2 separate regions of the Homo sapiens genome follow, and region 2 is linked to region 1. Evidence: read pairs that join two places in POLR2A ChIA-PET (ENCODE). Cell type or tissue: PC-3. All regions are shown on one strand. Links, peaks and the distances in the headings refer to the core of each region. The heading gives the core; the rest is flanking DNA.

Evidence for each region. Peaks named below come from ENCODE experiments on the same cell type or tissue, not always from the same donor. Only the 100,000 strongest peaks of a DNase experiment are listed, where the experiment ranks them.
Region 2: POLR2A ChIA-PET joins it to region 1 with 13 read pairs; 2 of 35 experiments call an interaction of 5 or more read pairs at or near these places.

The regions. Positions count from the first base shown.
Region 1 is chr17:7,034,250-7,037,156 of GRCh38, forward strand. It overlaps SLC16A13 (solute carrier family 16 member 13), which reads left to right and starts at 1,766. Exons shown (of 4, transcript NM_201566.3): 1 at 1,766-2,332; 2 at 2,478-2,621. The coding sequence starts at 2,134. RefSeq lists enhancers at 1,205-1,705, 1,314-1,363, 2,094-2,333. In PC-3, for the core only: no CTCF peak of the experiment used is centred there; a DNase peak (open chromatin) is centred at 1,652; H3K4me3 peaks cover 1,819 bases; H3K27ac peaks cover 1,154 bases.
Region 2 is chr17:6,678,069-6,680,975 of GRCh38, forward strand. No RefSeq gene overlaps it. Among named protein-coding and RNA genes, the nearest start is that of MIR4520-1, 24 kb to the left of the region's middle. In PC-3, for the core only: no CTCF peak of the experiment used is centred there; a DNase peak (open chromatin) is centred at 1,363; H3K4me3 peaks cover 429 bases; H3K27ac peaks cover 1,359 bases.

The sequences.
Region 1 (2,907 bases), core at 214-2,713:
TACAGCAGCTTATCCCCTGTTGAAAATAACACCAATAAGACCAGCTAAGCTAATATTACTTGGCTCCTGCTGCATGTCAGCACATAAACTAAGCATTTTTAGTGCATGGATTTTCTAACTGAACCCCTTGGGCAACGCTTAATAGTAGGTACTATTATCCCCAGTTTACAGATGGGGAAACCAACTGAGAGATTCAGCATCTTGATCGAGTTAAGTAATAAAGTCAAGATTGGAACTGGGCCAGGCACGGTGGCTCACGCCTGTAATCCCAGAACTTTGGGAGGCCAAGGCTGGTGGATCACTTGAGGTCAGGAGTTCGAGACCAGCGTGGCCAACATGGTGAGACCTCGTCTCTACTAAAAATACCAAAATTAACTGGGCGTTGTGGTGGGAGCCTGTAATCCCAGAAACTCAGGAGACTGAGGCAGGAGAATCACTTGAACCCGGGAGGTGGAGGTTGCAGTGAGCCAAGATCATGCCACTGCACTCCAGCCTGGGCCACAGAGCAAGACTCCATCTCAAAATAAATAAATAAATAAATAAATAAATAAATAAATAAATAAATAAAAGACTGGAACTGTGATCTGATTCTAAAGACCCGAGTTCTTAATCACTATGTAATACAGCCACAGCAATTTCTGTATCTTTGGCATATTCCCCACCAGCCGACATTTTGACTCTTAGAAAGTATATATGTGTATTATTGATGATTACTTTTATTTCCCACATATAAAATTATTTAAGGCTCAATATGTCTTTTAAGACTACACACCTCCCTCCCTGCCTCCACTTCTTGTTTGCTGCTTTCCCCAGTAATCTGGGAGTGAACATTGAGTCCACGGTTTCAAGGTCAGGGTCCTGGGAAGTATGGCTTATAATGAAGGAACAGGAAATCCAAGCCATTGGTGTTATGGAGACTGGGAAGGACTGGGGAGTGTTTGCTAGGGGCCTGAGGACTACTTGGGTAAGAGGGGGCTGACTGCTCCAGTGGCCAGGGTCATAGTTTGTCTCTTTAGTCTACCCCACCATCAGATCAAAAAAGGTGGTTAGGAAGTGGTTGTTACTAGAGGGCAGAGGAAAAGGTTCCAGCCCCAGTGAGGAAGAGGTAGGTGGTGTTGGTGGGGCCCTGTGTGAGCTTACAGCCGCCCTTCCTCTCCTCAGTTATTTTTGGTCTCTGTGACCTGTAGGTTTCCTGTTAGTGGGAACAGAAGTGACAGGAACGAGTTCCCACTACAGAAATGAACGCCAGGAGTCCAACTCATTCCCCTTCTCTCTTCCCTTAGCCGTTGAACTTCTCAGGGATCCAGGCTTCTAGGTCTGCGTGCCTAGGGCTGCGTGTTAGTGGCTTCAGGCGCTGCGCCAAACACTTCGTTTGAGTCTCATCTCCTAACCCCTCCCCTACCCCCAACAGGGCCTTGCAATTCCTGGACCCCTCATTAAAGCAAGAGAGTCCTCTCCTCTCCAGACCCAGTTTACCCACCACTAACCCTTCCGTGTGGCTCTGGGTGCTGAAACGGGGATGACTTGGCCCGCTAGGTGAAGAGGAGACGGAAGCTTCCTGGCAGTCCCCGCGTCACGTGGGGCCCTACCTAGTCAGCCTCCTAACGCCCCTCCTTACGCATGCGCCCATTCACTGCTGGTCCCCAACAATGCCTAAATCCCGCCCTGCCCTTCTCGTTCCGCCCCTGCCCGGGAGCCCCGCGTCCTCATTGGCGAGCTCCAGGGTGGCCCGGCCCGGACACCCCAGTGATAAAATAGATCATCTACACGGAAACTGGCGCGCTCCAGGGGTGGGGCCCAAACTCAGTTCCACCCTCTGGCTCCCAGCCGAACACCGAACCGGGACCGATCCGGCCCCGGCTTGAACTAGCTCAGCTCCGAGCTCGCGGAACCACGCCCCCGGGAGACTCTGGCCCGGCCAGCGCGGGCCAGGTCTTCAGTCCTATATCGCCCCGCCTTGGGAAAAGGTGCAGGGGCCTCTCGCCGCCTCGTCGGGCCCTTCCTCTCTACCTGCCTCTCCAACCCCTCTCGGCCCCGAGCCACCCGGCAGCGGGGGTGGGTGTGCAGAGGTGCGGCGTCCAGAACCCGGCTCCTGCAGAGGCTCTGGGTGGCAGCAGCCCTGTTACCGCTTAGATGGCGCGCAGGACAGAGCCCCCCGACGGGGGCTGGGGATGGGTGGTGGTGCTCTCAGCGTTCTTCCAGTCGGCGCTTGTGTTTGGGGTGCTCCGCTCCTTTGGGGTCTTCTTCGTGGAGTTTGTGGCGGCGTTTGAGGAGCAGGCAGCGCGCGTCTCCTGGATCGCCTCCATAGGAATCGCGGTGCAGCAGTTTGGGAGTGAGTGCGGCGCCTGGATCTGGCGGACTGCGACCCTCGGAAGGGAGAGGGAATGCGGCGACTGGGAAGTGGAAGGGCGAGGGGCGGGAGATGCTGGGGGGGAGACCCCTGAGATCTTCTCGCAGCGCCCCTTCCACTTCCTCAGGCCCGGTAGGCAGTGCCCTGAGCACGAAGTTCGGGCCCAGGCCCGTGGTGATGACTGGAGGCATCTTGGCTGCGCTGGGGATGCTGCTCGCCTCTTTTGCTACTTCCTTGACCCACCTATACCTGAGTATTGGGTTGCTGTCAGGTGAGAGCCTGCACAAGGGCAGGAGAGTCAAATGCTTAGATCGTTGGATGTTCACCTCCTTCCTGCTCCTTCCAAAGGGTTCGGGGAGAAGCTGAGGGAAAGTTTAGCTAGCACCTGTACCCAGAAGGGAATTCTTAATAGGAATGACTAAAGCGACAAACATGGTGAGGAATTAGGAAATTCAAGGATGATGAAACCTGGCCGGGCACGGTGGCTCACGCCTGTAATCCCAGCACTTTGGGAAGCCGAGGCGGGTGGATCACGAGGTCAGGAGTTTGAGACCAGC
Region 2 (2,907 bases), core at 159-2,658, 360 kb before region 1:
TCCTGGTAGGCATCCTCAGAAGCACTGCAGAAAAGGACAGCGTGGGGAGGAGCCGCAATGGCTGACATGAGCCCCCAGAAGCTCAGAAGGGTCACTGTGCCCATTTCACAGGCAAGGAACTACACCCAGCGAGGAGACCCTGGAGCTCAGCTGTGCCTCCCGGTCTCCCAGACACTCCTGCACTGTGGACGGGGGTGGCCCATGTGGAAGAGTCAGGAAACAGAGGAAGGGAAGGAGAGCCTTTTCCCCCTCTGTCCTCGCAGAGCCTGCCAAGGAACAGTCTCTCCTCCAACATCCTCCTCCACTGGACCATGTAGGGAAAACATCGCAGGGTGAGGGGCCATCTGGTATGGCCCTTCCTGTTAGGCTGGGGAGCTGGCCAGGTAAGGTAAGGTCACCTCAGCCTGTGTGTCGCCAGCCCCCACGGGAGAACTCAAAGACGAGCATCAGCCCTCTTCTTAAAGGAAAGAGCCTAGAGCTGTTCCAAGGAGCCCCTTCCCAGAGCCTGACCCTCTGGGGTTGGCAACAGGAGTGAACAAAACAGACAAAAATCCCTGTTCTCATAGGGCTTACATTCTTACAGAGGTCGGAGAGACAGACCAAATAAAAAGTAAATTGCATAGTATGTCAGAAGATGAAAAGTACAATAGAGAAAAGTCCAGGAGGCTGCAGAGAGAGAGTGTGGAGCAGATGAGGGAGTTGTCATCTGAACTAGGCTGAGAAGGGACCACTGAGCAAAGATTGGAGCAGTGAGGGAGCAGGAGGAGACCCCGCATGCTCCAGACAGCAGGGGCCAGGGTTCTAGGTCAGAGTGAGTCAGTGGCTCTCAACTACAGGCAATTTTGCCTTCCAGGGGACATTTGGCAATGTCTACAGACATTTTTCATTGTCACACCTGGAAGGGGAGAGGGTTGCTATTGGCCTCTACTAAATATTAATAGAAGCTAAGATTCTGCTCGGTATCCCACAGTGCACACAACAGCCTCTTACAACAAAGAAGTATTCGGTCCAAAATGTCAATATTGCTGAAGTCAGGAAATCCTGGAGTGAGTGAGGGGAAGAGGAATAGGAGAGATAGCCAGGGAGATAAATGCCAACCCATTTTTTTTTTTTTTTTTTTTGGAACTGAAGAAGCTGACTTAGAAATTCTTATGGAAAAATATGTGAAAATAGCGAGGCAAAAATAATGAAAAAGAAGAATAAACAAAGTAGCCTCAGCAGATCTTCACATATATTATAAAAATCCCTATGACAGCTGAATGACTAATTTCTTAAATACATAAAGACTTCTTACAAATTAATAAAAAAAGAACTCTTGGGGCTGGGCGCAGTGGCTCATGCCTGTAATCCCAGCACTTAAACCCAGCATGTAAACCTAGCTTAAACCAGGGAGGTGGAGGTTGCAGTGAGCCGAGATTGCACCACTGCACTCTAGCCTGGGTGACAGAGCGTGAGGCACCGCATCTGGCCAGAAACTATTCTTACATAGGTGCACAAAGATGTATGTATAGATATGCTTATTACAGCATTAGCAATCCACTGGAAACAACCCAACGCCCATCAATAGGGAATTTGATTATTCTGTGATGCATACTTACAATAGAAAACCTTGCAGCTTTTCACACCTGTAATCCCAGCACTTTGGGAGGCCGAGGCAGGCGGATCACAAGGTCAAGAGATCGAGACCATCCTGGCTAACACGGTGAAACCCCGTCTCTACTAAAAAATACAAAAAAATTAGCTGCGCGTGGTGGCAGGCGCCTGTAGTCCCAGCTACTTGGGAGGCTGAGGCAGGAGAATGGCGTGAACCCGGGAGGCGGAGCTTGCAGTGAGCCGAGATCGCGCCACTGCACTCCAGCATGGGTGACAGAGTGAGACTCCATCTCAAAAAAGAAAACCTTGCAGCTTTTAAAAAGACTGGGGCTCACTCTTAGGTATGCCTCAGGAGAATTGAAAACATATGCTCACAAAAGAAACTTGTACAGAGATGTTTATAATGGCTTTATTTATAATAGCCCCAAATTGGAACAGCCCACGTGTCCAATGGGAGACGACACAAACTGTGGTATATTCGTACAAAGGAACACTATTTAGCAACAGTAAAATGAACAGATATACAACAACAGGAATGAATTTCAGAAGTATTTCATTAAACAAAATAAATCAGACCCAAGAATACTCCTGTATGATTCCATTTCTATGAAGTTCAACGGACACAACTCATCCATGGTGACAGAAATCAGAACGTGGTTGCCGCAGGAAGTGTTACTTGAAAGGGCAGAGAGAACTCTGGGCAGGAGGCTTGTGGAATTTGGATGTGGTTTCTAAGATGTAAGCATTTGTCAAAATCATTGGATGGAACACTGAAGATCTGTGCAGTTTTCTAAATTTAATCTCACCTCTATTTATTTATTGAGAAATGGAGTCTGTGCAGTGGCGCCATCTCGGCTCACTGCAATCTCCGCCTCCCGGGTTCACGCTATTCTCCTGCCGCAGCCTCCCTAGTAGCTGGGACTACAGGCCCCCGCCACCAAGCCCGGCTAATTTTTTGTATTTTAGTAGAGTCAGGGTTTCACCATGTTGGCCAGGATGGTCTCGATCTCCTGACCTCGCGATCTGCCCGCCTTGGCCTCCCAAAGTGCTGGGATTACAGGCGTGAGCCACCGCGCTCAGCCTAATCTCACATCCGTTTAAAACTAACATTAACTATTGAATAAAAACAATTAGCCAAACTTAGTATGTCCTGAAATAGAATGATCTCCAAATAAATTCTTAATTGGTGGAGGGGGGTAGGTAGAATCAAGCACAGAAAATGTGCATAGTATGCTCCCATATGTAATACAGTTAATGGATATCTATTACATAATGTTTCTAGATTATATAATATTTCTAGGAGAATGTGTAAGA